2 separate regions of the Mus musculus genome follow, and region 2 is linked to region 1. The links are chromatin loops, found by intact Hi-C in ENCODE. Cell type or tissue: heart. All regions are shown on one strand. Each heading gives the region's core, and the rest is flanking DNA. Links, peaks and the distances in the headings are about the cores only. Region 1 overlaps Rgs12 (regulator of G-protein signaling 12). Region 2 has its middle 28 kb from the start of Gm31601.

What was found. Peaks named below come from ENCODE experiments on the same cell type or tissue, not always from the same donor. Only the 100,000 strongest peaks of a DNase experiment are listed, where the experiment ranks them.
Region 2: it touches region 1 in a loop (4-fold over the local background); 3 of 42 quality-filtered maps call a loop at or near these places.

Annotation. Positions count from the first base shown.
Region 1 is chr5:34,979,003-34,995,533 of GRCm38, forward strand. The region is part of intron 3 of Rgs12 (regulator of G-protein signaling 12); the gene reads left to right. Among named protein-coding and RNA genes, the nearest start is that of Mir3097, 34 kb to the right of the region's middle. In heart, for the core only: no CTCF peak of the experiment used is centred there; DNase peaks (open chromatin) are centred at 7,059 and 9,879; H3K27ac peaks cover 971 bases.
Region 2 is chr5:35,125,322-35,141,852 of GRCm38, forward strand. No RefSeq gene overlaps it. Among named protein-coding and RNA genes, the nearest start is that of Gm31601, 28 kb to the right of the region's middle. In heart, for the core only: a CTCF peak has its summit at 6,634 (motif pointing left); a DNase peak (open chromatin) is centred at 6,640; H3K27ac peaks cover 558 bases.

The DNA of each region.
Region 1 (16,531 bases), core at 3,501-11,500:
TGATCATCTACCTTGATTTCTTTTGTCTTGACTAAGCAATAGCCTTGGTAGCTGCCAGCCAGCCGGCACCTAGGGGCACTTTGCTCTGCCCTCTATGAGGGAAGTGTACTGGAGCCAATCGTTCTGTCTCTTACCTGGGTCTCTGGAGGCCTTTGCCTGCCAGCCCTCGGGCTGCAGGGATGGAATGGTGCTGAACTTAGTTCTGTCTCTCCCACCATTTGCTTTCACGGTGCTCAGTCACTCTTGACACATTAGTCTCTTCCCCCGTTGCTGTGACTTGGTGCCTAGTGCTTTCTCATTATACCCTCATGACGGTTGCAAAGCTGAGCTCATGCTGTAAAGCAAGTCTCAGCAGAGTGAGTGACAAAGGGTGCACAGCCTCATTGCAGGCAGGCTAGAAACAGCGGCATCTGTCAGCTCAGTGAGCCATTCCTTGCTAACTCATCCGGTTCAAAGAAGACATCCCCATGTATATTAGGAAGTGCTTTGAACGGAACAGCACTGGAAGTAACCACCTGCCTAAACATGCAGGGCGTGGCTAAAACCTGTTAGGTTTGAACCTGGAATGCCCCGCAGAGGCTCAGGTTTTGAATGCTTGGTCCTTAGCTGCTAAAACTACTTTGGGAAGCTGTTAGAGGCCCCATCCACAGAAGTTAGGGCCTAGTTGCGGCTCTTTGAAGGTTCCACCTGGCCTTGGTTCCACCTTTGTGCTCTCATTCTTGGCTTACTACCATGTGAACAGCCACTGACACACATTACTGCCACTGTGAATCTCAAACACTTGGTCCCCACCGTGATGGGCTGCAGTCCTCTGGAACTGCCCCAAGTGATCCTCCTCCCCAGAGTAGTTCTCACGTGACTCAAAACACCAGTGAGGGATTACTAATTTAACTTTCTTATAGTTTTTCTTTTTTGTGTGTGCATGCATGTGTGTGTGGCGGGGGAGTGTATGTACATGTTCATGTGAGTTGTATGCACATGTGCTTGCATATGGAGGTCAGAAGTTGGCATCTGGTGTCCTTCTTGGTCTGCCTTCACTTTATATTTGAGGCTAGTTTTCTCACTGAAACTCATTGATTCTGCTAGGCTAGCTGGCTAGTGAGCTCCAGAAGTCTTGTCTCTGCCCTCCGAGCACTGGGGTTGAAGATGTGTAGCACCGTGCCCAGCCGTTATGTAGGGGCTGGTAATCTGAAATCAGGTCCTCACTCTAGTGGACAGGCCTGTATAGATTGGGCTGTCTCCCCAGCCCCAACAGTGTGCGACAAGGAGAGTGGAATGTCATCTCAGGTTGGACACGAGCCAAAGAATAGGAGCAGGAGCAGGGCAGTAATCGAGAGTAAAGCAGCAGTTATCTAACAGTAGATAAAGGGGGTACTTTATTCTTAGCTGGTTTATAGGAGGCCACTATAACCTTGGAACCAAATGCTCTGAGGAGAAAGTTTAGAAGATTGGCTAATACTACCTGTGAGAATCCCAAGCAAGATATTAGCAATCAGAGTGCAGCAGTTTTTATTTTAGGGGTACATTATTTGATATTTAAAATTTTAATCCTCCCTCCCCCTAGAGTGTGTGACTTACCACATTAACAGAGTAAAGTAGGAAATAGTTACATATTAGCTAAACAGGCAGAAAACGCATTTGGTATAGTTCATTGTCCATATATGATGAACAAAAGCTAACAATGTAAGAATGAAAAGGAGCATCCAAGGTCCCACCAAGTTCTCCGAATGGCCTGTGTCATGGTGTGGCATGGTGTGGCATGGCACACATTATATACTAAGCTATCCTAAGACCAGCCAAGACAGTGTCTGCTTCTACTTTCCATTTAAGTTTTTACTGGTATTATTGTTGAGACACACAGAGATTAAAAACAACAGACATATGAAGTGCTTGCAAAAAATAAATAAAAAAGTTTTAACAGAAAATTCCAAGTGATGGCCAGTTACTCAGAGTAGTGAGGAGATTAGCAAGGCTGCTGGGTACATGGATACAAAAGTCAGTTGTGAACACAGCTAGGAAAGGATCGGGGATTCAATGCAATGCATTCTTTTGCAAGTTTAAGTTGACATACAGTTATATATTTTTATCATGTACAATATCATGTCTTGAGGTATTAATTGATATTCCATGTAACCAAATATAGTGATTTTTTTGTGTGTGTGTATGGTAAGAACATTTAACATTAAATTTCTTGTTAATTTAAAAAACCATCCTGGATAATGGATCAGTGAGATAGTTCAGAAGGTCTTAAAGATGCTTGCTGTCAAGCCGGGAAACCTGAGTTTGATCCCTAACCCATATGGTGGAAAGAGGCCCAGTTCTTACAAGTTGTCCTCTGACCTCCACGTGTGTGTTGTGGTATACACACACACACACACACACACACACACACACACCCCTCTTAACTCTTTTTCTAAGTGTAATGCTATGTCCTTTAGCTACGCTCCAGCTTTGCCCTGAATTGATGGTGCCTCTGGAGCCCCATCCTACCCTCCACCTTTGTGCAAGCAGGCTTCGGGCTTCACAGACTGAGTTCATTGGCCTTGGCCTCGCTGTGCTTGATTTGTTTCCCCTAACGTAAAAACCGTCTGAGTTACTCTGCTATTGTGCTTCAGTGCAGCTTTAATAAAAATCCCAGCAGGTGTTTACCGAATTTAAGATTATTTTTATAAAATTTTTGTGGAAATTCAAAGGGCCAAGAGGAGAAAAGATCTGTACTTAAATTTTTTATTGTGGGAAAATGCACATGATGCAGCTTGCCATTTTAACCATTTTTAGGTATGGATTGAGATTGAAATGCACCCTCCAGCTCATGGGTTGAAGATTTTTATCCCTATGTCTTGGTGCTTGGTGCTAGTTTAAGAGGTGCTAGGATTTTTACCGGGTGTGGCTTAGCTGGAGGAAGTGGGGCTTAGCCACAGTGGGTGGGACTTAGAGTAGGTGTGGCTTAGCTGGAGGAGCCAGTCACATGTGGGATGAATCCTTAGGAGCTGTTTGATTTCCCTGTCTGTCCCACCCTTCCCCCTCTCTTTCTTGCTCTCCATTTTCATTCTCCCTCTCCTGGCTCTTTCTCAGTCTTTCTTCTTGCTGGCCCCCGTGAAGTGCAGAACTTCGCTTTTCCATACCCCTCTGCATCTGTTGTCCACGAACTAAAACTTATGAAATTGTGAACCCAAATCAGTTTTCCATCTTTAAGTTGGTGCCATAGTTTTGTGTTTGTCCCCGAGCTGGTGGTTGTTCTGTGTGGATCTGAGGAGGCAAAGACATAGCTAGGTCAGACTTTGCAGGTATGCCTGAGAAGATGGGTGAGGTGAAGGCCAGAGAGGCGGTGGGAGTGGTCTGGACAGACTAGTCTCAATTCTAGGGAAGAAGGGAGTAAGGAGGGTTGGTGGGAAGGAAAGCAGGGCCTTAGAGGAGGTCTGAGGCAGCGCCTGCAGACTGCCCTTAGGGCTGCATTGGAGTCTCTTCTGTATATGCCCAGTGTGCCTGTCTTTCAGATGCAGCGTTGTGAGAAGAGTGAGATCATCTGGCAGAGTAAATGGGGTGAGCTGGGGGCTTCAGCCTGGTAGAGGGCACACAGGAGTGGGCCTGCAGACCTCCTAGGAGCTGTAAGGGGCAGGGGGGAGGCTGCTCTGTGTTAAGCCTGAGCGTATGCAGTGTGAGTATGCCTATGCTCTGTAAAGGAATTTGGAAGCCATGGATGCCACTCTCTGTCTCAGTCTCTGTCTCCTTAGCCTGTTCTTAAGTCCTAGTACTTGTGGCATCAAGCATTCTTACCATGCTGCGCTGTGCTAAGATGGAAAGTGTCCAGTGCTTGTCATCAAAGAGAGCCAGATGTTAGAAGAGAAATTAATCATAAAGTAATTCAGGGTTGTGATTATGGCTCAGTGATAGAGTCCTGGACTAGCAATTGCCTAGCATGTGCAAAACTCTGGGTTCCATCTCAGCACGCATGCGTGAACAGGCATACACAGACACACACACACACACACACACTCAAAGGTAATTGCAATTTAAGACCAGCTTCAGGCTTTGTGTTTGTTTTGTGTTTGTCTAGGTGCTGATGTGTGCTCTTGTTTGTAGAGACTGGAGGCCGTCCTCAGGTGCTGTGCTGTTACTCATCCATTGTTCACTGACCACCAGCTTCAGGCTCAGGGGTCTGCTTTCTCTGCCTCCCAATATAGCACCTTAACAGATCAACATCACTGGCTTTAAAAAAAATACTTGAGTCCTTGTGCTTTGCAAGGCAAACACTTTACTATGGAGACTGAACCATCTTCATAGCCTATTTGTTTGTTTGTTGATGCTCAGCCAAGTCTTGCCATGCCTGGCTTGCAGGTTAGCTCCCAAGGCTGGGTGGCAGTTTGAGCAGTGGGATGCTGAGACGGAGGGTGGTATGATTCCTGCAGAGGAGAAGCTACCTGAGTAGACATCAGGCCCCCTAACTGGCTACATCCTGATTGCAGCAGGATCCATGCCTTTGGCTTTTGCTGTTTGTGGGGTGAAGAGATGGGGATATAAGTGTTTATGAAAAGCTCTTCCTGGTGGGGCCAGCCATCTCTAATAATTTATTAAGGAGCCTTTGTTCATGTATGGATTTGCTGCTTTTCAAAAATCCTGCAGCTACTAGGAAGCAAAACAGACAGAGCCACTGCGCCACACAGGAAGGGAAGACGTGGGGAAACCTAGGTTGAAGCAGCTGCCCCGCTGGTGGTGTTTAGCCTGGCATGCTGACAGCCAGGAGAGAAAACCACCACTGCCGCCTGTACACAGGACCCTCATGGTTGGAGCAGGTCTGGTCCTGAAGACTGATGCTTTGTTCCGGCCCAGGTGATGAGAGGTTGCAGGACCAGCCCCAGGAAGAAATCAGAACTGAAGCCTCAGCAGAGCCTGAAGTTGGGAGAGGGAGGCATAACCAGGGAGCAGCCAGAAGGGATGTATAGACCTCCCATGGGAAGCCTATGTCCCTTAAAGCTTTGTGTGTCTGGGTATCTCCAATTCTCCTTGACTGATCTTCCATGAGTTGAACTGTGATGTTCTCTGGCACTGAAGAGGTGGACAGGAACCACCTTGCATTGAAAATCATAGTTCTTTGTGCACTGGGGAAATAAGAGATTTTGCTCACACTGCATTTAGTCTTGTAGCTGTTGTGGGATCACCGTGCAAGTATGGGGGAAGCCTTGTCATCCTCCAAGGCCTGACTCTGATCACACTGACATTCGGGCCTACAGTAGTCACCATACCTTGAGGTCTCCTGGCTGTTTATCTGCCTTGTTCTGAGTCCACCCAATGATCCCATACTGAGCTTTTGGTACTAGGCCCTTTAGTACATACTCAGGAGACCCAGGTGTCTTTACTCCATATGGAGGTGGCAAAATTGCTGCTGTGCAGGAATGGCAGCATTTCTTCCTTAGCAAGATGCCAGTATTGTGTCCAAGACCATAAGGGTGTGAGGATGACTCTAAGGACATTGTCCTAGCAGGCAAGTCCTGATTGCATGTTGGTCACTTGTGCCTCTCAAGACACTGCAGGTGCTGGTCACCTGTCCTTCCAACCACCTGTCACCCCACACTGTTTATATGATGTTGGTGTTAAAATTCCTTCCCAGAGGGAGATGTAAACATGATTTAACCCCTTCTCCTGAGGTTCTAGTTATAGTCCAAGGCCAGATTCCCTCCACACCCACTCTGGAGAACCAGTGAGCTTATTGGGCTCTGTGCTGGCTCATTTTATGTCAGCTTGACACAGCTAAAGTCATGAGAGAGAAGGGAGCCTCAAGTGAGAAATGTCTCCAGAAGAGTGGACTGCAGGCAAGCCTGGAGGGTATTTTCTTCATTAGTGGTTGATGGGGGGAGGCTCAGCCACTGTGCGTGGTGCCACCCCTAGGCTGGTGGTCCTGGGTTCTATAGGAAAGCAGACCAAGCAAGCTATGAGGAGCAAGCCAGTAAGTAGCATCCCTCCATGGCCTCTGCATCAGATCCTGCCCTGCTCGAATTCCTTTCCTGATTTCCTTTGATGATGAACAGTGATATGGAAGTGTAAGCCAAATAAACCCTTTTCTCCTCAAGTTGCTTTGGCCATGGTGTTTCATCATAGCAATGGGAACCCTAAGACAGACCTCCTTACAGAGCATAGATAAGGGGTTAGTTACAGTTCCCTCAACAGGCCATGCCTGAAAAAACTACTCAGCAAAGATAAGGTCTTCCCCATAGTTCATAGATGAAGCTCCCTCCCCTCATCTCAACATCCTTAGCCTACATACTCTAGCTCCTCCTCAGGCCATGTACAGCTCAGCAGTTACATATACCACGTGTTAGGGAGAGACTGGATACTCAGGTGAGGGGGCTTGTGACCCTCCCCGACCCTCCATGAGAGTATATAAACTGTCATAAGCCCAGCTGGGACAATCCTCCTTGTAGGGGTGCAGCTTAACTCCACAGGATGGCTGTTGCCAACAAGTGGCAGCTGGCTTGGGGCCTGGGAACCAGCCTGGAGGGCAGTGCAGGAAGGAAGGACCCACATTTGTGCATGTGTGTACATGTGCGTGTGTGCTTGTGTGCATGCTTGTGCCACAGCGTGAGTGTGGCGGTCAGAGGACAACTTGTGGGATTCTGTTCTCTCCTCCTCCTGTGTGAGTTCCAGGTATCAAACTCGGCAAGCTTGGTGGTATGTATCTTTATTCATTGAGTCATCTTGCTGGCCCTTGTTTTGCTTTCTGAGACAGGGTTTCACTGAGTAGCCTGGCTGGCCCTAAACCATCTCTTGTTGCTTGCACATTGATCTTCCTTTGGCTCCCACATTTTCCTATCTGTGGGCCGGCACTGCCTGTCCTGTATACCTGATCTCTGTCCCTGGGTAAAGCCCATGTTTTAGCCCCTACTCCTTGACCTTCCAGACTCAAGGGACCTGTCCTTTGTATTGGTGCCCTGCAGAACACTGCTGGAAGAGCTGGTTTGATCTCTTTTACCTGAGCTGGAGTTGCCACAGAATTAATTACTCTGACATGGGTACTGTTTTTCAGGTACTGACAATGGCAGGCTCCCAGGCAGCAGGGGGCGCTCAAGTCACAGTTTTGCCTCCATCCAAAGTAGTCCTATGCTCCAGATGTAGTGGGAGGAGGCCCTCCAGGTAGTGGGTGCTTAGATAGTATCTGCAGACCCAGCCACTCTTCTTGCTCACCATAGTCACAATCCCTAGCAAAGCATGCAAAAACTCCAAGTGAGAGCCAGGACAGGACTCGTGGGCAGGTGCCTTCTTGACATTTCGTGGGTTTGGTTGCTTCCACTGTAGCCTCCCCTACCTGAGACTTGGTGGTTGCAGAGCTGTCATTTTCTCTAAGATTGCTCTGCAGACAGCTCAAAATAAACTCTTTTTCTTTATATTTTAATCCATCCTCTCCTGATTCTCAGAGAAAGTTTTAGAATACTGCTTCGTTTGGTCTTTCATAGTCCTAGCTTCTCTTCATTTGTATGACTCTTTATTTACTCGGAGACACAATTGGGGTTCTCTTTGCCTGGAGTATTTCCTCATTCAGTTACTGCTCACTGGGTTCCCTTCCTTTTCTACACTCTGTTTAGCTCTGGGAATACAGCAGCCAACAGAACCTGAGGGCAGGTGCAAGCTGTGGTGGTAGACAGATAGACAAATTTTTTTTGTCTAACTTCAAGTAATGCCAAATTTATACTTATGTATTATTTTTTTAAAAGACACTATACTTTAAATTAAAGGTGGTGGAGGGCAGAGCTAGGCCTGCTCTGGCAAAGTGGGCAATGGTGGGAGCACTGAGGGTTGTAAGGCTACGCTCTGATGGTGCTGGTAGGTGGAGAGGACTCAGCCTGGCTGGTCTCTCCAGCTGTCCAGTGGGTGATGCTTGGATGAAGAGTGGGAGGCTGGGGAAGCCCTCTGCTCTCACTAGAATTTTGGGGCTCGCCTCCCATGGGTTCTTAACATCTGCTTGGTCTTGGTCCTTTGCTCACTTACAATGCTGTCACCTTCCTCTTCTCCCTGTGGTTCTGTCTAGACCCTTGACCACATCCTGTGGACTCCAGCATCCTTTTCTCCAAGTGCTGGCTCTGGGGCAGGGATGTTGGTGAGGCAGTTCCTGGGCACTGTGGGCAATTAGTAGGCACTTCTTGTCTGACCAAGTGACAGTGTTCTGAGTACTCTAGGTTGAGTATCCATCTGACACCATGGCGGGAGCCCATCCCACATGCACTTGCTGATCTGCCAGATGATGGCTTCCACTCTTCTCTGGGCTCCAGGTAGCTGGTGTGGGAAGTGGCTGGCCTGGGCTGGAGAGTGGAGAGAGACTCACTCACTCTGAGCTGGTGTCCAATGTTTTCTGCTCACATCTCACTGTCTTGGTGAGGCCCTCCACTGATGTCTTACTGGCTTCTTGTTCCTGAACTGGCCAGAGGCTTCTATCTGTGAGAGCTATGCTGGGCCTGTTGGGCCCAGGCTTGAAAACAATCCCACAGCACTGGGGGTGGGCAGAAGAAGGAAGGAAGGCACATGAGACTCTGGCCACCACCAACCACTGTTATCTGTCACCCTTTGGCCCTGATCTGGCAGGCAGCTAATCAGCCCTTTCTCAGAGCACGTGTGGGTTAGGAAACAGGACAGCAGAGTCCTGGGTGTTGGCCTTGCTTTCTTCAAGGTCTGTCCTCAGAAGAGACTCTTCTCAGCCTGACTAATGACCTCATCAGCTAAGAGGCCAGGCCAGACAGCAGGTATGAGAGGAGAGGATGCGCCCTCAAGGCCCCAGGCTGCTTGTGTCTGAACCACAGCATCCATACAAAAAGACCCCATTGTTTTCTTCCCTTCTCATTCCTGACTGAACACACCTGGATGCAGGCCTTTGTTTGAGATGATAAGAGTAAGCATCTAGCTTTCTGCATAAGGTTCTTAAGTGTTATATGGCTGGGTGGCCTCCCAAGGTCCCAGCAGGTTCTTCTGTGCACATTAACCATGCCTGGCTCATGTGCATGTTGATCACTCATAGATGGTTTTAGGGTCTGGAGGGCTTGTGGACTAGGATGTCCTGCCCTCTGCACCTTTCCCCAAACTATAGATTAGTGCTAGGCCCTCAGACAATTGTCACTCTGACTGCCGTAGGCCACTTAGACTCTCTGGCATAGAGACAGTTCCCAGTGCCCTGTGGCCAGCTGTCATTGGCCTCTGTAGTGGCTAGTTTTGTGTCAGCTTGACACAGGCTGGAGTTATCACAGAGAAAGGAGATTCAGTTGGGGAAATGCTTCCACGAGATCCAGCTGTAAGGCATTTTCTCAATTAGTGATCAAGGGGGGAGGTCCCCTTGTGGGTGGTGCCATCTCTGGGCTGGTAGTCTTGGTTCTATAAGAGAGCAGGCTGAGCAAGCCAGAGGAGCCAAGCCAGTAAAGAACATCCCTCCATGGCCTCTGCATCAGCTCCTGCTCCCTGCCCTGCTTGAGTTCCAGTCCTGACTTCCTTGATGAACAGCAGTGTGGAAGTGTAAGCTGAATAAACCCTTCCCTCCCTAACTTGCTTCTTGGTCCTGATGTTTGTGCAGGAATAGAAACCCTGACTAAGACAGTCTCAAAGGACAGATCACCAGGCTCAGAGTCTCCAGGCTCCCAACAGAGCAGAGGTGGTGCTCCCTTTCAGCAAGGAGCAGCTCTGTAAAGGTTAGGCCATCTGCATCATCTCTAGCTATGGAAGCCACTGCCCTTGTCGGCTTCACCCCTGTAAGGTATTAGCATCCTCACCTTTGCTGGGGTTGGGGTGAGGGTGGTGCACACGATCCCTACCCCTTGCTGCTTTTGCTGGCTTTGTTCCTATGATCATGGCTGCAAGTCCCCCAGAAGCCATTGGTCTGAGGAGCTTGAGCTTTTGCCAGTTCTCATCCTGGCCAGCTGTCACCAGCTGTCACCAGCTTCTACTTGGGAGGGAAGGCAAGGTGTTGTGGATTCAGTCCTTAGTGTTGCCTTGTGGTCACACACGTCTCTCTCAAGGAAAAGCAAAGGTGAGTCTGGCCCTAGGGATTTCCATCTGGTGGCGTGACGCAGACCCAAGGCTTCTCACAGCCTAAGGGTCAAAGGCACTTCATTTGTAATTTCTGAGGTTGTCACTCGGTCACTCAAGGGTGATGGAGGACTGTGGGACCAGCTTGGCCAAACCACAAAGCCTGGAGGCACCTGGGTGAGCGGTTCACTGAGTCTCAGGAAAGTGGCAGGTAATCTTGCAGTGGGACCCAGGTTATAGCACTACTTTCTCTCCGCCTTCTTCCTTTCACAAGCCAGGATCCATCAGGTTCATACGCTCTTGGGTTGTTCATACTTGGGAAGCAAATGCAACCAATCATGTTTCACAGATGCTGCGTGGAGGTGGAGGGGTTTTTAGGAACATACTAGATCCTGCTGGCTGCCACGGAGGAAGCGCGTGCATAAGGAGCAGGCTTATAATAGAATCAGCGGCAACTGTAATTAAGGTTGCAAACCATACCACGCCACTAAAACACAAATTCTTTGCAGCTGTTGTGCTGAGAAATTACCCCGTCAGCCAGTGTTGCTCTTCAGATTCTGTAGAGGAAATGCTTTAAAAATGATCTCACAGGGTGATTTATATATAAATGACTCTTCTGTATGAGACGATCAAGATAGAGTCTGAGTCTCTGGCAGACCACAGCTTCCTCGGTGTCCTGTTGCTATGGGTGACGAAGGGAGCACATGGAACTGAAATGTCTGAACTTTTCTGACATGCACAGGCATGCCGCTGTGTCGGATGGGGTTTTAGATCCAGGTGCCTGGCGCATTATGGACGTTTTCTTGTCTTAAGATGAATTTGGAAAAGGGGCTGTCAGATGACTCGGACGTTTTTATTGACCAGCAGGTAAGCCATCCAGCCGCTTCGTGGTGTGTAAATGGGATGCTACAAGCCAGCCTGGCATCCAGGTTACTACTTTATCTTCACCTGTTTGGGAATAGGCGCTGTGGACTTTCCAGGTGCTTTGAAGTATGCACTTTGGGGCTGCTTTCCTTGGGTCGTGAGAGCCACAGGGTGAGTGTGCACCGAGGACCACAGCCCCAGTGCAGGGCTGGGCAGAGTGAGCTCCATGGGTGAGTGTGGGACTCAGCCCCAGTGCAGGGCTGTCTGTGTGGCTTCTTGGGACACTGGGTCCCCCGAACCCCTTGTAAGCCGGTACTGCTTGTACCCTGTGTGCCTGTCTGAAAGCACCAAACATTTTCTTTTAGTACCCATAGTAATTCTAACAGCTCTTAAAGATGCTAGTGGATCAGTTTTGTTGAAATGCTAAGTTTCAAGTGGATAAACATTAACACTTCTCTTCTTTTTAAATTGCTAGCTTGTAGCTCACTTTTCAAAATATAACAAATTGGCTCTGCAGGAACATATAGACAACAATCAGATTTTAATGTTTGCTTATTATAGGAGCGTATGAAGTTAAGTGTGTAATAGGGTTTTGTTTTTTAAAGTGTGAGAGAAGACAAAAATAACATTTTTCTTTTGTGACATTTCTGTTGATGGAAGATAAAAATAAATGTAAGCTTATATGGAAGATTGTCATTAATCCCTGGGTACTTATTTCAAATTTTTCCTTTCTGGGAATTGCTTAATCTTTCTTCCTAATACCTAAGTCCCACTTCCTGGAGGAGACACTGCTAGATTATCCCTGCCAGGTGTGGGTGTAGAGTATCAGCGCATAGGAGATCGGCCATGCCCTTCCCTTTGCAGCAGGGCCAGAAGCAGCCCTAAGGACAGGGATGGCTTTCCAGGTGGAGCAGCTCCCACTGGGCTGATATGTCCAGGTGACATGGTTGTGTTTGAAGTGGTGCGGTTCCCTGCTTCTTATCTTTTTCTTTCCCACCAGGCGGATGGCCAGCTGATTCATTTTGCTGGCCAGAGGCCGAGACAGGTGCTCCCTCGCCCATTGGTGTTGGATGTAAGGTGGAGCGAGTGTTCTCAAACCCTGGTCCCGAGGGAATCTCTTTCCTCTGAGCCTCAATTTGCTTATCTTTAAAATGGGGTGGGGGTGGGGTCATAAGAATACTGTGGCTCTGTGTCTAGTGCGCATGCTTACTGCTGCCTTTCTTAAAGTACAGGTGTCTGTGCTTTCTTTGCTCCGAGGCAGGGAGTGCTATAGCTTCCCTAGGTCCTGTCCAGTGTCTTTCAGGGCACATGGCAGTTAGATCCAGAGAAACAAGAGGTTCTCAGTGGCCAGAAGTCCTGACCATGGCTTCCTGGGATTATGCAGACTGGGAGCACACATGCCCCTTTGCCATAATGTGCTGGACTGCATGAGCACCCGATGTGTTGGTTTGGGGCACTGGTGTAAACTACTTGAGAGAGTAAAACCTGTAGCATCTCCAATCTGCTGACACCCTTCCAGCCCCTCCCTTCTCCTGGGTGGTCTGTTGGGAGTGACATTAGTGCCTGGAAGCATTTAAGGCCCCTTGTGGAGTGAGGCGACAGTCAGCACAACCACAGGTGGGGTAGCATCCTTCTTTCTTCCTTAGGCCTCAGATGTCAGGACCAGCAGGGTAAACCGTGTGGGAGAGAGGCTGTCAGGTTGTATTGGAGTATGCCTAATATTAGAAAATAAAAACTGGTCCTATTAAGAAAGTAAGTGACTTTTCTTTCAGGGTTTGTGTGGAAGGCCCACTGTCTCTTTGGGGTGGTGTGTAGGACTTCAGTGTGGAACCTGTTCAGGCTCCTCCTGGGAGCTCTGTTGGCTATGGTTGGGATATGAGGGGAAGTAAATGAATAGCAAGGAAGACGTGAGTAGTCACGGGGACTTGGGCTGTGTGTGTGGCATGCGGGGTGGCTCAGATCACAGTGTCCTGAATGCCCGCTGCCTCCCTCTGGTGTCCGGAACCTTCTGCCTTGTTCTCATGCTGCGTGTCCTATATGAGAAGAGACTAGGGGTTTGATTTGTGAGGGCCATGGCTGGCAGCTGCAGAGCTGGCAGTGTGTGTATGATGATTGCGACCAGGCTGGTGGCTGCCAGGGGACGTGAGGAAGACAGGTTGTCCAGCTTCTGTGGATGTGTGTGAGGTTGCCTCTGCCTGGCGCTTGCTCAGCCTTTATGGGCCGAGCTGGAAGAATATTGTGGAATCTTCTATCCACACCCCCCCACACACACACACACATACCCCTTGAGTTTCTCTTTTAGCCAAATTAAATTCCTTTGCTCATTTCCCATGGGCTACCTATTGTAGGGCTCTGAAATGATGTCCTGACCAGGGCTGAGCTTGGTAGACCCACAGTGTTCTGCACATCAGGGTGAAGCTGGCCAGTTGTTTGTGGGATTGAAAAATCTAGGAAACAAGAAGCAGCTGGTGCTTAAAACATGACCATGTCACCTACATGATCAGCATGTTCACACGAACAACTTATTTCCATTAGAAATTTAAGCAGTCCAAGCCATTTATGTGGGCACACATGGTTAAATATCCATTGACATTTTCCTAGCAGTAGAAAGTGAAATCAAAAGTGTGAAGTTGTCTTAAGTAGAGTTGAAAGAGCGCTGCTAACATGGGTCGAGGCTGTGGCCTGGTGTGGCCCACTAACACTTGAGTGCCAAGAATATGCTTGTGCAAAGGCACATCCTCCCTGGGTCCTGCATGTCCAGCCCTCCACTGTGTGAGGCGATGTCCCCAACTCTTGTCTTTGTCAACACAAGTTTTGTTTCAGACCTTAAAACCGAGTCACTGCCAGCCTCTGCAGCCTCCCTGGGCCACAGAACCCTGGGTATCTTGGAGCCCCATCAGACTTAATTCATTTCCCATCCCTGTATCTGCTCCCTCAGCTCAGGAAAAGTTAGCCTCTGTCCTCTGACTCGAGCCCAGACAATCTGATCCTTCACATAAGCAGCTGTGAACTTGACCTTCAGACTCATAGCCAAGACCACATGTTCTCACCTCCCTTGCTTTTACCTTACTTTGAGTGCTGATCCCATACTTGGAGTCTGTGGGCCTTTGGCGGCTCACAGGGAGTGAGCTTTGATGGACAGGGAGCCCCCTGAAGGGCTATGTGGGTTGGATTTCTGTGTTCAGTTTCCTAAGGAGAGCCCGGCACCTCCGCACAGGTAGTCAGCCATGGCTGTGTGTGAGTGTGAATATTCTTGGCATGTGTTTCCCTACACACTGCCCATCCTGCTTGTGCCTCACAATTCCCAGAGCCCAGGGTGGTGCCTAGACACAGCAGGGACTGCTGGGGGAGGGATGGAGGCACCAGGACAGAGGACTGGGTGATGTTCCCATTCAGCATCTCTACAGGAAGCCATCCCAGTCAGATGTGACACTGAATGTGTTTGTGTGGTGCTTGCCGTGTGGCACCTTGTCACACAGTACATGTGTGGACTGGGTGTGTCTCAGAGTCTTCTGAGGCTTCACAGCAGTGGAAGGAATGCAGATGTGAGGCTCTGAGAGATGTTCTACTTAGCTTCCCTGATTCCCATATCTTTTGGTTGTATTGAAAACAGAAAAGCTCCTAACAATCTCAATCTTTCCTTCCCTCCCTCCTTGCCCCTCTCTCCACTGTTCCAAGTGCCCTCCACAGACCAAATCTTTTTCTCCCTGAGGTCCTGTTGTTGAATAGCTCTAAGCAGAAATACTGAGAACATTCCCCACTGCCTTGACTTCTGCTTTGGTTCTTGGATCACAAAAGTTCTTTCTTGTCAACTCCTAGGTGTGCACCTAATATGTACTTCAGCTGTCCCTGTATTAAAAGAATTTACTGTATTGTGTTTATGTGAGTATGTACTATGAATATGAGCCCATAAAGAAAACTGGTAGACTGCAGGTTGTAGCTACAAATACTATGTTTAGGTGCCAGGTCAGCAGTGTGGCCCAGCCCTCTGCTGGGGCTCCTTGGAGGTCTGTGGAACCACTCTTTTGACTCAACAACCAAAGAGCTCCAGAGCAGGCAAGACATGGCTAGGTGTCCAGACATGGCCAGAGGGTACAAGGGGAGGGCAACCAGGGGAGGTGCCAGTGTACCTGAGCCCAGATAAGGGAGCTGACCAGGTGAGACTGTTGTGTGCTTTGGGGCACAGCTCCACACTGGGTTAGAGCATGCAGCCAGCAGGGAAGGGTCGGCTCCTTCTTGGTGGCCACCAGCAGTCCTGTGCGGGAGGTAAGTATATATCCCTTCAGGACCTGTGAATCCAGATGTACACATGTCCACACACAGACATACACACACACGGAGATGTTCACATACACATAACACACTGTTCCAATTTGATCTCTGCTGCTGCGATAAAACATCCCAACCAAAAGCAACTTAGGGGAGAAGGGGTTTGTTTCAACGTCCACTTCAGTCTCAGTTCACTACTAAAGGAACGCAAGCCAGGAGCTCCTTACAGTTATGGCATTAATGGCACTGCCAGCAGAAGGAAGACTGTTTCACAGTGCAAGAATTCTTGCTAACCATGGACCCAGGAAGGGTTAATAACAGAAATATATGAGAAACTCAAACAGCTCAGTAACAACAAGAAAAAACTCAAAACAAAACATTTTTGCTTACAAGCTGGCTGTATTAGCCAAGCCTTTAATCCCAATACTCTAGAGGCAGAAGCAAGCAAATCTCTATGAGCTTGAGACTGGTCTGGTCTATGTAGTGTGTTCCAGGTCTGCCTGGGTTGCATAGTGAGACCCTGCCTCAAAATCAATCAATCAGTCAATCAATCAATCCATCCATCTTTCTTGCTGCATGGCAGTAGGGCTGGTTTTCTGAATAGCACATGCAGACCATTCACATGTGCCCTTCATCAGGGAGGGGTGCATACACAGTATGGTGCTCCCTCACACCTGCCCTCACAGTGTTAAAGGGCAAAGATTGGGGTAAAAGTGGGAGAACCAGCATCCTGGCTCCCTGTTGGTGGGATGGCACTCAGTGCAGCCAGTGTATAAACAGTGAGTGTTTCCTTGGAAACTTAAGTCTGAGACACAGCACCCCTGCTATGCCCATTGCAGCATTATTCACACAGTCAAGACACAGAAATAAGCCACGTACCTGCTGGTCCAGTGAAAGATGCATAAAGAAAATGGTGTATATGATGGCTGTGTGTTCTGCCTTCCACATAGAGCAGAACATCTTATGCTGATTGATGTATGTCAGACAGAAAGGAAGATGGATCCTCCATAGTCTCCCTGGCATGGCAGAATCTAAAAGGGCAAGGTCCTGAAGCAGAGTAGAGCAGTGACTGCCGGGGCTAGAGGTGGTGGGGACAGGGAGACATCAGATCAGTAAAGATCAGTAAAGTGCTACGAACCCAGGGATGCTCATGTCCATTGGTGTGAGCCCACACTTGGGCGGTTGAGAGTAGAGCCCCACACAGATACCCTGTAAGGTGAGGCTATGCTGTCTTGGTTATAGTTACCATGCTGTAGTGAGCATGTAATCAGAACACTGTGCTGTGTACTTCAGAGATGCATGCATGCATGGCTATACCTGTATAAGAAGGCTGTGGCCACCATCCTACAGGGGCCATTGGCTGATGTCAGTCCCTGATGGAGTTTGTCTTTTCACATGT
Region 2 (16,531 bases), core at 2,838-10,837, 150 kb after region 1:
AAACACCTGAGCCTATGGGAGACCTTTCACATTTAAACTACTCAGAGAGTCTCCTTACAGAGGCCTACCCATGGAGGATCACCCCAGTCAGAACTCCTGAGGGAGAGTCTCCTCAGGTCAGTCCTTGGCAGGTCTCAGTTTTCCACCCTTAAGGCCTTTCTCCTCTGCCTTCTGAGTGATTTCCTCAGCTCTACCCTCCAGTTGTTGAGTTCTCTCTACAGCTAGCTTTTACCTCCTTCTTCGCCCATTTGAGTTTCTAATTTCAGCTTCTGGTCTCCCGTTAAATCTGCTCAGGAGTTTTGAACAGTCTGTATACTCAATATTCTTGTCTAGTTCTTTAAACACATCAAACAGACTAATTTTCTTATTCTGTGCATCTCCCATCTGTGGGTCTGGTTCTATAGTCTTGTGCTTAGATTTCTGCTCTGGCTTCTCATAGAAAGCTCATTCCTGGACTTAATTAAGTCTGTGGGAATTTTTAAGATCAGAGTCTCAAATATTTTTCTCTGGAAACTGCTTTCACTTCTGCCAGAAACCTGTGTGGTAAAGACTTCTTTAGGCTGAACTTTGTGTCCCGGTGTTTGGGGTCACTCAGCAAGGATGAGTTGTGCCCAACTCTGCTGACCCAAGCTTGTGGCTGGAACTCTCTAGAATGTCTTTTTTCTTTTTCTTCTAGTGCTTTCAGAGCCAAAGAGACACACCCCACTCTTGTGCCTTTCTGTGAGGGAGTTATTGGTCTTCTGTGGGCTCTTCTGGGATCTCTTTGCCTCCCATTTGGTTCCATCTGGGGACCATAGAAATCAAGAATGACCTCTAAAAAACCTAGAAACTGCAGGGAGAGCTAAAGGACAGGGGGAAGTTGAGCAATGACGGCCATCAGATTAGGAAATCATGACAGAATCTTGAAGAGCACAGGAACCCTCCAGTGAGGGCCCAGAGGAGTCCATTTAGTGTCCTCCGCAGAGGCCAGACAGGTGTCAAGTGCTCCTGTGTGATGAGCTAACATAGACATAATGGCTCTTACAAGTGCTAGCTCCCAAATGTCTAACTTTAATCCCTTGTGGACCAGAGCCCTCTAGAACTGGCCCCATAGAAGCTATCAATGGAGGAAAAGAGGTGTTGACTGTGAACCTAACAAACATGTGTTCTTTGATGTATCTGGATCAAAATATCCACACACATACTAGTGCATTCTACATATATGCACATGCCATGTACTCTAGCACACACTCATAAATGAGCACACACAGGCACTTACTCTTGTATAAAATACACACACATACACACACACACACACACACGCAGACACACATTGTGTGTACACACTTGTAGCTGGAAGGGACATTTGAAACATTTGAATGCCTCTCTTATATGATGTTCTTGCTCCTGTGTTGCACTGACTTAACAGCTTCGTGTGTGGCTGCAAATCTGAATAGCCACCTTGCGATCCACAAGTCCAGGATCCTCCACAGAGACCAAAGTCCATAGACCTAAGCCCTCTCTAAAGATGGTGTCTGTGATGCCTATTTCTAGTTGTCAACTTGACCATATCTGGAATGAAGTACAATCCAGAAATGGATCAAGATCATGAGGCTGGAAGACACAGGCATTTGGTCCAGATCTTGAGGTGGGATGATACAAGCTTTTGATCCAGATCTTGAGGCAGAGTGGCCATGAAAAACTTACACCCAGGCAAGGTGGTATGTTCCTTGAGTACCAGGAGACAAAGGCAAGCAGATCTCTGAGTTGAAGGCCAGCCTAAGACAGAGCAAGCTTCAAGTAAAGAACAGTTTAGGTCCAGGCATGGTGGTACACACCTTTAATCTGGGCTACACCTTCTGCTAGAGGCCTACACAGGGATATTGAAAGAAGAAGTCTTCTTTGCCTGCTTGCACTTACCAACACATCTGTTGGAACCTACTTCTTCAGAATTCCAGCTTATACAGAAGGCTAATTGAAGCACCCAACCTCATGGGACTAAGCAACTACTAGATTCTTGGACTTCCATTCATAGCTGCCCATTGTTGTGTTAGTTGGCCTGCAGACTGTAAGTCACTCCAATAATTTCCCTTAATATATAGAGACATTCCCAAAGTTTTGTGACTCTAGAGAACTCTGACTAATACAGCGTCATGTTTGCATAAACTTGCATCCAGCTCCCATAGACTCTAAGCCATCTCAACGGGGGACCTGATGTGACACTGGCACTGAGTAAACAGTGATGCTACTATTTAGTGACAAGTGGGGACATCATGTTTGACATGAGAGTACATCTTATTTCTATAAAGTTTTTATGTTGGGGTACACTGCGTGGAATTGTGTCTTTGTCCTTCCTTACCTACCTGAGGCATTCTCTGATGGCTTTAATAAAAATCTAATGGCTAATTAGCTAGGCAGGAAGTTGAAGGTGGAACTTCCTGGGAGGGAGAAAGGAACTCTGGGAGGAGGAAGAGGAAGAAGAAGAAGGAGGAGGAGGAGGAGGAGAGGGAGAGGGAGAGGGAGAGGGAGAGGGAGAGGGAGAGGGAGAGGGAGAGGGAGAGGGAGAGGGAGAGGGAGAGGGAGAGGGAGAGGGAGAGGGAGAGGGAGAGGGAGAGGGAGAGGGAGAGGGAGAGGGAGAGGGAGAGGGAGAGGGAGAGGGAGGAAGGAAGAAAGAAGAAGGAAGAAGGAAGAAGGAAGAAGGAAGAAGGAAGAAGGAGAAGGAAGAAGGAGAAGGAGAAGAAGAAGAAGAAGAAGAAGAAGAAGAAGAAGAAGAAGAAGAAGAAGAAGAAGAAGAAAGAAGAAGAAAGAAGAAAAGAAAAAGGAAGGCACGTCTTTTTGTCAGGAGACATGGGAGGAGACATGTGATCACAGCTAGCCATTAGCTGGAAGGGATAGGTGGTCAGGTAAATTTAGATGAGCTAGTTAAGAATCTGTCCAGCTTTGAAATATATTAATATTTGATATAATATTAAATTTGAAATATTAAAAGGTCTGTGCGTGGTTATATGGGAAAAAGCTGGTTAAGGAATATTGCCACTGTATTAATATCAAGCATTAATTAATATATGCAGAATATTACTAATGTTTAATTTACATTTTAATCTTAGCTGACTGAATCCACAGATCCAGAACCTGTGTCGGGGAATATGGTGGTTTGAATAGATATGGCCCCCAAGGACTTGTGTTTTAATGCTTGGCCCATAGGGAGTGGCATTATTAGGAGCTGTGGCCTTGTTGGAGAAAGTATGTCACTGTAGGGGCTTGCTTTGAGGTCTCCTATGCTTAAGCTCTGCCCAGTGTGGCACACAGTCGGCTTCTGCTGCCTGTAGATCAAGATACACTCTTAGCTCCATCAGCACTGTGTCAGCCTGCACACTGCCATGCTTCCAGTCATGATAATGGAAAGCCAACTAAGACATGGAGAGCCACTTGTATTAGGTGTATACTAAAGCGGGTGGAAAGATGCTCACAGCGCCATTCTCTCTCTGCTACATATGGGTCAATACTTAGACTTTTGAAGCTCTAGAGGCCTTCAGCTCTGGTGCTGACCCTGGGGGCTATTCCTCCAGCTTGAACCTGCTGTGGATTTGTGCTGTACTCTGGAGCCTCTCCCTGCTTTCTGGGATTTGCCCTCTCTGTCCTGACCGGGACCTGAGGGAATAGCTGACACCCTAAGCCTGGGAGGCCTAGGGACAGAATCCCTGCCATGAGGACTCAGGGAGGCTTGGGGCATGCAGAGAAGCACGACATGTTTTCTATGGGGTGGTAGTGCTGTAGTGGGGAAGCTCCCTCATGTCAAGTGTCCCTAATCCTCTCACTCCACCCGATAAAGGTCTAGGACGAAGCAGTCTGGGTTGGTAACTGAGTGATGGTGTGTGTGTGATCCTTACCCTAGTAAGACAGGCAGCAGCCCAGCTTTGCCTGTGGAAAGACCCCGAGCCCACGTGCGTTTCTCTTGGCTGCGGTTGCATCCCGCCTCTTCTGAATGTGCAGCGTGCCAACATGGCTGAGTGGGGCGCCCTTCCCTCCCCACCTGCTGTTCCCGCTGCCTTCCTCTTCAGTGCTTCCACCGAAAGAGCTGGGGAAATGAAAAATCACTATACCATCTGTCCTCAGTTGGGAAGACATGGCGAACGTCAAGTGGCAGCATGTTTATGTCATAGCGTGGGACTCTACTGCCGAGTAACCTGGCAACTGCGCTCTCTCAGCGCTCAGCGAGGGGATGTGTGTGGCAGCAGAGGGTGGGGTGGCCATTTTGTCCTGGAGGGGAAGCCAGAAAGAGGAAAGATGAGGAAGAGAGGTAAAAATAGAAGATGAGGAGAGAAGGTATGGAGGGGAGAAAGAAGGGGAGGTGTGGAGGCAAGACAAAGAAGGGAAGGATCGAGGCAAGGCATAGAGTGGCTTCTCTGTCCTACAGTCATGGGAGGGAGCTGTGGAGGGAAACGTTTGGGAGGGAGACAAAGAGGAGAACTGGGGCTCAGAGGTGCCATGTCTGTCCCTCCTAGTGGTTCACGTTGTCACTCAGCCCAGCCCGCTGTGGGCAGCTCGGGAGGGAGAAGCAGAGTCTGTGCTAGTTGGCTTTAACTTGGTCAGATGCTCCAGAGGCTTCGTAGCCTAGAACGTTGGCTGCTCTTGATGGTGTAGATCAAGTGGGGCAGCTTGTCTGACTCACTGATTGTCATAGTCAGCTGGTGGCTCAGCTAGAGGTAGTTGCTCTCCATAACTCCTTGTCTCTGGGCCCTGCGTCAGCTGGCAAGAAGAGGGCCACTAGGCTGGAGGGCTACAGGGACCAGCCTTAGTACCTCCACACAGAGGGAGCCATCCCAGGCTTGGCAGGAGCAAAGGAGAGCCAGCCCTGGGCATTGGTGCTTCCCACGCCTTCTGGTACTGCAGCTGCCATTATCCTTAGCTGAAGCGATCACAAGCCGAGCCTCCATCCAGGGTGGAAGAGAAGACTCGGCTTCTTCACTCTCCTTGGTGGTGGGGTTGGGACCCAGACTTCACACATGCTACACCCAGGCTTTTCTGAAACAAGCCCTCAACAAGGACCTCAGGCCTGGAGCACGTGATCCTCCTGCCTCACACTCCCGGCATGACCAGTGTGCATCACACTCAGCCAAGGTGCAGCTGTCACTGAGTGAGGGGGCTTTCTGGCCTCTTTGCTACTCTATCTGCACGCCAGGTTGGTCCCAGGCTCCAGGCTGAGCAGTGCTCTAATTGGATTCTAACTCTCTCCCAGAGGCCGTGTGTCAAAGTCGTAGCCCCCAGAGTAGTGCTGTGAGGGGGATCTGCAGGAAGTTAGTTCACTGGGTGTCCCATGGAGAGGGTACTGGGACCCAGACCCCTTTCCTGGTTTTGACGGGTTATCTTGGAGCAGCCTCTGAGTCATTCTGTCCCCAGGGTCTACTAGACTGTGAGGGATCTGATCTAATCAGTGAAATAATTCCTTTATGGGTTTATGCTATGTGTTATTGGGAGGTGGTGGGAGGGAGGAGGTGGGACTTGCCTGGAGGACAGAAGACTGTGGTGGATATAATTTCTCCAGCCTTTGCACACTCCTGTGGCCATGACACTGCCACGCCACAGACTCAGAAACACGGAGCCGCGTAACTGTGACTGTGGGTTGAACCCTCTGAAACCGTGAGCAGAGCAAATGTCCCTTCCTTAAGCTGTTCCTGTCAGTGCATGTGGAGGTCAGAGGACAGCCTATGCTTTCCACCTTGTTTGAGACGGGGTCTCTGAGCTCAGGACCTCTCCTGTTTGCCTCTCAACTCCTTGCAGGAATTCTGGGATTCCTTGTATACACACTTGTGCTACTGGGCCCAGTTTTATGTAGATTCTGGGTATTCAAACTCAGGGCCTCATGGTTGTGTGGCAAGTGTGTTACTCACTGTACCACCTTCTTTATAAAGATAGGAAGCTGACCAACACAGGGCCCATTTTGGAGGGAAGATAGTCTATCCCTAGGGACTCACCTTGTGGACCTCCACCTGCAGAAAGCATATGTGGCTAAGGGCCACAAAAGCTAATCATGGCAGGGCCATCAAAGTGGCCTTTCCCTGGGGTGCTCAGGCTCCATCTGCTGGTGACTTGACTCCAGATACCCAGCAGCCTTGCTGAGCCTTCCTTGGACCTAAGACGTTCCCCACCCTAGAAGGCAGAGGTGACAGGCACTGTCAGAGCTTGCTGGATAGGCTGCCTGCACCTGAGAGCTGAGGACCCCAGATGCTGGGAGGAAGGCCTCTTAGAGAGCAGTGGTAGGGGATGCTGAGCAGGCATAGAGATGGCTCTGGCTAAGGATATCAAGAGGAGCTGGCACCACTGTTTCTGTGGGGACAATAAGCCTTGCTTTCTTACAGGACAAACCAAAGGCCTGACAAGGTGGTCCGAGACCCCCTCCAGGACTGAAGCCTGCCCCTGGTGAGAGGAAATGTGGTTGGATTCAGCCATGAGAGTTGCAGGGCTGGTCTGGGCAACGACCCCTTCCTTCTTTTTTCCTTGTTCATTCACTCACTACTTAGAGCCCTCCCTCAGCCCCATCACTTCCTCCCTCTTTTCCCTGCCTGGCTTCAGCCTCTGCTGGCCTAGGCAAGCTTGGCTAGACACAATCCTGGCAGCGGCGGGTGGGTTCCGACTTCTGTCTCAGTGCTGCCCTCTTCTGGCAGAGGCCTGTGGTGTCCCGTTTGAGACCGGCTCTCTTTTTCCTCAGCAGGCCCATCTGAAGGCTATCTGCTTGGCAGACAGTGAGGTAGGCCTTTCAGGGTTACAGTCTCTTATCTGGATGCTGAAAGCAGGGTCCAGGAGGGAGGCTCAGATCTGACTCACTCTCATTTCCATGACAGATGCCTGATTTAGACCGGGATAGCTGAGAAGGTGTCAAAGTGAGCAATTGGGCTAGCTGGGATCATGTCCCTGCTTTCTGATCCTTTAAACAAAACCACAGCATGGTCATTTTCTGGAGAAATCTCTGGGTGAGACTGAGGGGGTTGGGAGCATATGTCCCATTGGGCAGCCTCCCTAGTGTCACCATAGATTCTCCTGTGCCCCTGTCACCTTTGGACACCTTCAGATTTCTGTTTGACCTCAGTCCGGGAGACAGCTGTGACTGCACTTCCTTCTGGTGGCTTCATTCTGGCCATGCAGATGGCACTGTTGCCTTCCATGTTGTCCCCACTGCAGTGAGCCTGCACCAGGTGCCACTGTTTGGCCTGGTCACAATATATCACTGAGCAAAGTCATCGCAGGGTCCTGGAGGCAGGAACAGAAGCAGGAGCCATGGAGAGGTGTGGCTTACTGACTGGATACTTGTAGCTTGCCCAGCCTGCTTCTTTATAGCACCAAGGACCACTGTCCCAGGGTAGTACCACTCGTTATGATCTGGGCCCTCACATCAATCACCAATCAAGAAAATGTACCAACCATCTAGAGACTGCCGCACCCGGGGATCCATCCCATAAGCAGCCTCCAAACGCAGACACTATCGCATACGCCAGCAAGATTTTGCTGAAAGGACCCTGATATAGCTGTCTCTTGTGAGGCTATGCCGGGGCCTAGCAAACACAGAGTGGAGGCTTACAGTCAGCTATTGGATGGAACACAGGGCCCCCAATGGAGAAGCTAGAAAAAGTACCCAAGGAGCTAAAGGGATCTGCAACCCTATAGGTGGAACAACAATATGAACTAACCAGTACCCTGGAGCTCGTGTCTCTAGCTGCATATGTATCAGAAGATGGCCTAGTCGACCATCAGTGGAAAGAGAAGCCCATTGGTCGTGCAAACTTTATATGCCTCAGTACAGGGGAACGCCAGGGCCAAGAAATGGGAGTGAGTGGGTAGGGGGGTGGGAGGGGAGGGTATGGAGGACTTTCGGGATAGCATTTGAAATGTAAATGAAGAACATACCTAAAAAAAATTGGAAAAAAAAAAGAAATGTCATTAGCAATAACCTAAAATCGAGGACAGACAACATTCATTGTAACTCCTGAGAAAGGTGAATGAGTTCAGGAAAAATAGAAAATGTACCAAAGTCCTGACCACAGGGCAATCTGATCCGGGCATCTTCTCAGTTGAGGCTCCCTCTTCCCAAGTGACTCTAGCGCACAGGACAATTCACATTCAACTTGCCTCACATCCGAGAGGGACATCCTTCTGTCCCCTTACTAAGGTGTGCTCATGAGAATAGATGGTGAGAGAAGCTGGGTTAGAGGACATGGTTCTGAGGGGAGGCCCCTCCCCACACCAGCCCTTCCCTCACTGGCCTGGGAGTGGTAGATGTGAGCCCTTGTGGAGGAGACCTTATTTGCTGTGTGTTGGGATGGAACAGGCATCAGATCTCAACATGGGGCTGGATAGGCTCCAGCTTCCTGACTCCAAACCTTCCGTCAGGAAAAACAGATGAGTGCGGACACCTGTGGCCTATGAGGACCCTTAGGGCAGATGAAGAAGCTGGCAAGGAGCCTCAGGCTGTCTCTCGCTCACTGCTAGGCAGCTACTGTTAGCACACCCTGGGCTGCCATGTGAGCCCGACCATTAGACCCTAGGCAGGCACCTCTCATGCCATCCTTGACTTTGCAAACACTGCTCCCTCTTCCTACGATGCCCATCCTGCTGGCTCATCTCTTGAGTGGCTCCCCACGTTCTCAAGAATTACCTAACATGCCATCTCCTGCTGTATGACCTCCCCAAATACCCCAGCTAATGCCATCTCCTCCCTTGACAAGATGGTGGATGGCCAATTCTCTACTTCCAATTAGAAAATCAAAGCTTTCTAGAGAACTGTGAGAAAGTTAGGTTCACAGACACAGACGTATTGCAGAGCTGTGTTCTGGCCCTTGATTGGTGGTCACGTGGCCTTTTATATGTCCAGGATGGAATGGCCATCAATAGTCTAGCAGAGCAGTGGCCTGGCCCCACAGGACAGCCTGTTCTCTGGCCTGGCTATTATTCTTATGTAGCTCCCTTTTTCTCTGTCCCCTGGGTCCACAAGTCCCCTGAGGCAGGACCCAGTCCCTGCTAGGCTGACTTCAGGAACCTACATCAGTCTATTTGTGGCAAAAGGTTAGCTGGCTCTTGGGAAATGTTAGGGAGAAATCAGAGCTGGCTTGAGACAAGGCCCAGTGACGTGCTGGCATTTTACAAGTCTCCTTCCTTAATCAGTCAGGGACAAAAACAGGAGATGAAGGGTTCCCATGGCAACCAGCAGTAGGACCCAGGCTTTCTCAGTCTGAGCCTGTCCCAAGAGGACAGTGCTGGCCAGAGGCTGGTGACCTTGGCATCAAGTGGTAGGAGCCAAGTGTCTCAGAGTGTGACTCCAGACACCTAAGCTCAGGCTGGAGAACGGAAACTGGCCCAGTTCACTGGACTGAATGAGCAGGCGCCCTGGGGCAGCAAATGGAGAAACTGAGTCTAGAGGGAGAAAAGTCAGAAAGCAAACTTTGTGGTACCCAGGGCTCCTGAGAGAGTCCTTTGAGGAGGCTAGTTTCCTAAACTATAAACTTTTATTATTATTTTTGCCCATCACCCAGCCACCAAGCTGTCCATCCATCTATCTACTTCTCTACCCAATCACCTGCCACCCACTCATTCATCACTCATCTATCCACCAATCTACCAAACTACCTTCCTACCAGTGCACCTCCCACCCATCTACCTATCCATTCATTTCTCCTCCCACTCATCAACCTCGTTATCCAGCCATTTTTTGAACAATCAATTGATCAATCAATCCATCCCCCTCCTGCAAAACCAATACACCTGTCTATCCATCCATCCATCCATCCATCCATCCATCCATCCATCCATCTACCTCTCTGTATACCATTTGCCTCTCTACTTTCCACCTACCCCTCCCCTCATTCACCTGAGCACCACACATCAGCAGTATAGCCTTAGATGATTTTATCCACAGATTCCAACTCAGCTGGAGATGTGCAGTGTCTGGGCTTGCCAAGAAGATCATTACAGTTGTGGAGAACTTTGCTTAATTATGAAGGCCAGTTGGACATCTGGGAAAAGCTTGCAGTGGGTGTGAAAGGAGCAGGACCGTGTTCCACATGGGGTGGGCGGAAGGCACCAGACCCAGTTCTATGGTCTGAAGCCCCTGTAATGCAACCTAAGATGGGCCATGCCAACATATGTGTGGCGGGTAGGAATGCTACCAGCCCCCAGCTGGTGACACCAGAATTTTGCAACTGTAGAGAACCTGCAAGATGCTTCTTCCACTCTTAGTTGTTTTCGGTGAATAGGTGTGACTCCACCTACATTTGGAACAAAATCTGAAAGGTTGCACTTCTCAGGCTTGAGAGGTCGCTCAGTTGGTAAAGAGGACTGGAGTTTAGTTTCCAACACTCATGTTAGATGTCACTCTGTACCTCTAGCTTCAGGGGGATCTGTTGCCTCCAGCCTCTGTAGGCACCCGCACTTATGTGTGCAAACACACACGCACACACATACATAACCAAAAGAACACTAAAATTAATCTTGAAAAATGAAAAGGTTTCACTTCCATGGCGTTGATTGCTTAGCGTGAACCTGGGCGTTGTGGTTATCGTAAACTACTACGATGCTTACAACTCCTTTATAAAGTTCTTTCCTTTGCCGGGGTCAAGTGCACATTGTCACACATGCTCAGCCTGTGCTCTGCCTCTGAGCACAGAGACAGAGCTGTTAAAGCAGTGCCCCAGGCTTTAACAGTTTGGACCGTCTGTGGCTGACTTGCACATTCTCAAGGACTACTGAGCTTCAGTGCCTGCTTCTGCTTACTTTCCACTTGAATTTTTTTTTGCTATGACTCTCGTGTCCCTGTATTGTGCCCATTAAACCCTTTGCGTTCCTTTCCAGGGAGTGGCAAGGAGTAGTGCTTGTGCCTTAGCACTTCCTGACCAGACTAGGGGTGACATGAGGGGACCGTGGGCTCTGAGCTGAGAACCTTTGTGGTGCATGAATGCTGGCAGGCTGAACCATGTCAAAAGGGCCCAGAAATGACTCGAGTGAAGTATATTGTCTTCCCAGTGCAGGTGAGAGTCCCTGGTGTACACACGCTCCAGGTGTGGTCATATTACCAACTGCCACTCCCTGGAACATCTGACCTCTCAGGTGTTATTCCTGGTGCACTTGAATCAGGAATTTGAATCGTGAATGTGTGACCCCTTTTCTTACCTTTGACTTTGGTGACTGTTGTTTTAGGAGTTAGGCTTGTCTAGGGTCAGTAACGAGTGATTTAATGCAGGTGTCATGGTTTCCAAATTCACTTGCTTTGAAGCTTTAGTCACAGCTAAGAAAACTGTCTCAAACATACCACCTGGGAGGAGTCTACCTACCAGTGTGCATGTCCCTGACAGCTGCAGGGGACCACACCCACTCTTCTTAAAAACAAACAGCTCTATTTTACTTATTTTTATTAGTGTGTGTACTGTGTATGTGTGCACATGCATGTGTATATATGTTTGGGAGCACCTGTGTGTGATGTGTGTGGTGGGGGCATGGCATGACACATGTGTGGAGGTTAAAGGACAAATTTGTGGAGTTGGGTTGCCTTACCATCTGCTTTGTTTGTTTAGTTGTTTGTTTGTTTTGAGACAGGGTCTCTCACTGTGTATACCAGACTGGCCTGGGAACGCACAGTACAGTGGTCATCCCACCTCTGCCTTCTGAGCGCTGGGATTAAAGGCCTGTGCCATCCTACCTGGCTTGCCTTCCACTTTTGCACGGGTTCTGGGGGTGGAATTCAGATAGGCTAGCCCTGCAAGCACCTTTACCCATTGAAGCCACCTTACGATAACTTTAAAAATTATCTATTAGTGCACTCGAATGTGTGTGTGTGTGTGTGTGTGTGTGTGTGTGTGTGTGTATGTCTATGCTCGCATCTCTCTGTGTGTGTACATTGCTGGAGCTTTGCCACATCTGTACAGAGACATGTGCATATATACACATATATGCATACTTATGACTACACTTGCACATACACATGCCTCTATCTATTTCTTTACACATGCTCATGACACTAACAAAAATGCACATACACGTGCCTATGTCTCCTTGTATACACATACTCCTGATACTTACCTACCTATGTGTTAATACACACAAGTGCAGACACATCCATATACACAGCATAATCACACTTAATCAGCATGTTTACAGATGTACACATACATGCAACACATAGTGTGTATAAACACATGTACAGATCCATACCCATGTGCACATGGATGCACATGCCCTTACACGTGCATTGTTGTTGTCGTAGAGTATTCCATACACCCCTCCCCACCGCAGCAACGTGGAAGCATTCTTGGGGTTGGATGTCTTTGCCAGCACTTGATATTATCCTAGTTTGGGGGTTCTGCCAGCCAGTGGGCGTAAAGAGGCGTCTTGTTGTGGCTTTAATTTGCATTTCCCCAGTTCTGCATGTGGCCAGGCATCTGGGCTTCCTCCCTCGCCAGGAGTCCATCTGCTCGCGTGCCGTCAGTGCTTGCTGGTGGATGCTGGCGGTGGCAGTGGTGGTGGCGGTGGTGTGCCTGCCTGCAGCTGCCCTTTCAACTCTTCATTTGCAGGGTCCATGCTCCTGAATCTTAGGAAGTGATTTCAGAGTAGCAAGTTATTTTAGAGTAGCTGTGTGTGTGTGTGTGTGTGTGTGTGTGTGTGTGTGTGTGTGTCACATGTAACACAGTCTCCTGCTCTGTGCCTGCCAGTGAGGGTTGGCAGGCACATCCTACAGACTCAGAGGGCCTCATGTCATCATTTTGTGACTCTGTCAACTTCTGCCACAGATTAATAAGCGACTTGATGCTGGTTTTAGGTGACACATGCTCAGAGCTCCCAAGGTGCCCTTGGGCTCCACTTTTTTGTGTGGGGTTCAGCTTTATCAGGCCCTTGTGTTCCCTGGCTGTTTGCCAGGACCTGCCGGGGTGACTGGGACTTCATTCATGCTCAGACTGAAGTGACTGGGCTGGCTCAGAATACACAGTGTCCTTGAGTCTCTGGTCAGAGGCACGGAATGTTCCAGGTGGGGTGGAGTCAGCCTCTCCTAAGCCACACAGATCTCTTCATGGAAGTCAGAGCAGATGGAAGAGGAGCGGATGCTAGGTTCCATCAATAAGTACCCATCACGGGCTCGCAGCCTGCCGGGCAGGCGCTGTGGCGGCATGACTGGCTGCTCAGCAGTCCTCTTGCTTGCTTTTGGGCGTATGCCTATGTGCCAGATGGCTGAGCCTCCTGGAAATTTGTTCTATGGAAAATCGGGATTTTTCTTAATTATGAAAATTGTCATGCTGGTGGAACACGGTGGAGAAACATAGCAGCACCAATCTTCTCCTCGCCCCAGGTTCCGCTAGTGATAGGAAGCAGCCTTGCCCTCCCTGGAGTCTTGCAGAGCACGCCACCGTACATTTCAGGCACCGTAGCACTTGGTAACATAAGCCTTCAGTTCTCCTCTGTTAAAAGCAAGATCGTGCCCCACAGAACCCAGACCCATTTCCATACCCAAGCAGGCTAACAGGGAATTCTTTGAGCTCATATGATAGCCTTCCAGATTACGAGTGCCTGAAATTCATGCCCCCATGTGGTCAAGAGTTACACACTAGCCACTGGTGTACCTTTTTAGTGTCTTTTAGCTAAGAATAGCCCCATTTCTTCCAGACTGAAAGCTCCAGATTAAAATCTGTCCCTTTTCCTCTGTGATGCTTACTTACAATGTCTTTATTAGTATATATTGATTATTCACAACAATGGCCTTCATTATGATATTATCACGCATCTATGGATACATTTTGATGCCCGCCCCTCTTATCCCTTTTCCCAAGTAGACTGCCTTCTACTTTCATGTCAGTTCCCACCCCCACCCCAGTGAGTTTAATCAGTTACTTTTCAGGAACATGGCACTTTGCCAGTAGCTACTCTTCTATATAAAATGTCTCTCTTTCTCCCAGCAACCAATATTGGCCAACAGACCCTCATGGAGAATCCTGGGATCAACAGGGCCCATCTTGCACAGGTTTCATGCAGACAATCAAAAGGGTATCATGTCTCTCCTTGGGTAGCAATGGGGCCTCCTTGCTGCTGTCCTTGTCCCCATGCATACAGTGTGACCTCTGCTGTAAACATAGAGCCTGAAATTGAAACAAACCATGGATTGGTTTTACGGCATGATTCTGTCTTCTCCAGTACTTTCAGTTCCTAGTGTTTCCACTCAGCATCTCCTCTGTCTGGAGGACAGAAGCGTTTCCCATGGAGTGGGTCTTCAGATGATGACCACCCCCAGCTTTTGTTGGTTTATCTTTTGTGTTTGCTTGCATAGTTGGTGACAAGAGATCTGTAAAGTCTTGTATTGGCTTCTCTGTCGATAGCCTGGTCTTTCCCACCGTCTGCCTCAAGGATTTTCTGCTTGTGGTTTTCAGTGGTTTGAAAACACGTGCAGGCAAGCCACCATTTTCTTGGTATTTTATCCTTGTTGGGGCTCTCTGGTTTCTTGGCTCTGTGATCTGGTGTCTGTCACCAGCTTGGCAAACGTTAGTCATGACTCTTTAGGATAGTTCTTCAGCTCCCTTCTCTATTTCTTCTCCTTCTGGGACACCACAGAGGCATGGTGGCACTAGTAAATAGAGACACAGCTGGAATCCATGTGCAGAAGCCCTGAAAGGAGAGGTGAATGGGCTGGGGATTCTGATATGTGCACAGAGACCCCCAAAGGAGGGAGGAGGTCTCTCCACGTGTTGTGGGAGCAGGGGACAGTCTGGAGGCTGCCCAGTGCTGAGAGACACTTGCACCCTGGCCAGTTAGCCCCTCGGACTCAGCAGAAAGGCCAGGCATGAGGAAAAGGTCACTGGGTCCCAGAGAGAGAAACAATATCAGCTCATCCATTAAGAAGCTGCAAAACAAGCCTCCAACAGGGCCATGCTGACAGGAGGGCAAACAGCCACCAGCAGGACTCGCTGCAGCTCCACACTTGCTGCTGGCCTGAGCATCTGCATCCTACCCCAGGACCCACTTGGAGGTGGGAGAAGTGAGTTCTGAAGGTTCCCCTCACTTCTGCATGCTGCCCCCAGCAGGTGTCCCTCCATCTCATCTTCCTTCTGTCCACCTTCTTGTCAGCTCAAGGGCAGGCGTGGAGGATGGCACCTGCATTTCTCCTCTTGTCACAATCCCTCCTTTTCTTGGACATGTTCTTACCTGGCGGGCAGCTGAGCCTCAGCTGCATCTTATCACTCAGAGCAAACAACATAACCGACTCCATGGCTGACCTAATAACCTCTACATACATGATATTCTCTGCTTCATCAGCAAGTTTGGAGCTCCTCCGTGCTCACATGGTGAACCCTGCTCACCAAGGAGGTGTGATACCCAACACTGACAAAGAGGAAGATGGCCTCCATGGAGTTCTCCCGACAGACACTCTGCAGGGATACTAATATTGCCACCGCAGCAAGGAGTCATGCCATTCCACTCCGCATGGGAGGACATGTGGGGACTGATTCTCTGATGCTCCAGCTTCCTAAGGTTTAACTTCTGTTACACATCTCAGCACTCAATGACTTTTCCCAGAGCCCCTTGGTTCCACCTTGTCACTGTTTGTGTGCCAAGGGCTGCATGACTGGGTAGGTGTGGATGCCATCTCTTCATCCCAGATAGAGAATCAATAACAGAACAAAGAAGCCATCCAGCTCTGGTCTAGCTTAACAAACAAACCAATGAATTTAATTGGAATTAGTTATAGGAACTTGGGTGGGGATTTACTTTTGGGACATGGGCAATGAGTTACTTACAGGAGGCTCTGCCCCTGAAGAAAGGTCTCCCCCACCAGCAATTCCTAACTGCTTGTGTGCTTCTTTAGGAAGAGCAAGACCTCAGGCACAGTCTTGAGTGGCACCTGCTAAGCTCACCTTCATTTTCCACAAGGAGACGCTAATAGGCCCAATCTGGGACAGCCATGTGCTGCCGGGATCAGTCCCTCATCACACTCGACTTTCCCTGAATCTCTAAGATGGGATCGTGTGCTTGGCTCTGCCTCTCAGTTCACTAACAGATTTTCTTTGTCCTTTTCCATCATTGTGGATTCAGCCCAGGGCTTTTTGGCTTCGTGTATTCTAACCAAGCAGGCCCTCTGCTGCTGCTGTGCCCCAGCCTTACTGTCTGTTGCTCACAGCCCACCCAGTGGTATTTCCATTGCAGACACTGAACTTTGCAGGTTAGAATTCCTGTTTTGTTCTTTGGGGCATTGCAAGTCTCTGCTGACAGCCTCCATCTGCTCCCTCATTGTGACCATCTGGTTTTCTGAATTCTTTGAAAAACTGTTCTGCATCTAGTAGCTGCTTCCCACATCTCTGAGTCCCCTCTGGGGCAGCTCTCCTCCCTGGCATGCCCACGGTTTCTGGGTCTTCACAGTTGGTCTTTCCTGTGGCCGGGCTGCTGGGTGCTGCCTTGTAGTCCTGGCTTGGCTGCAGCGAGTCCTGCCGGTGGCCGTTTGCCCTCCTGTCAGCATGGCCCCGTTGGAGGCTTGTTTTACAGCTTCTTAGGTGGATGAGCTGATGTTTCTCTCTCTGGGACCCAGTGACCT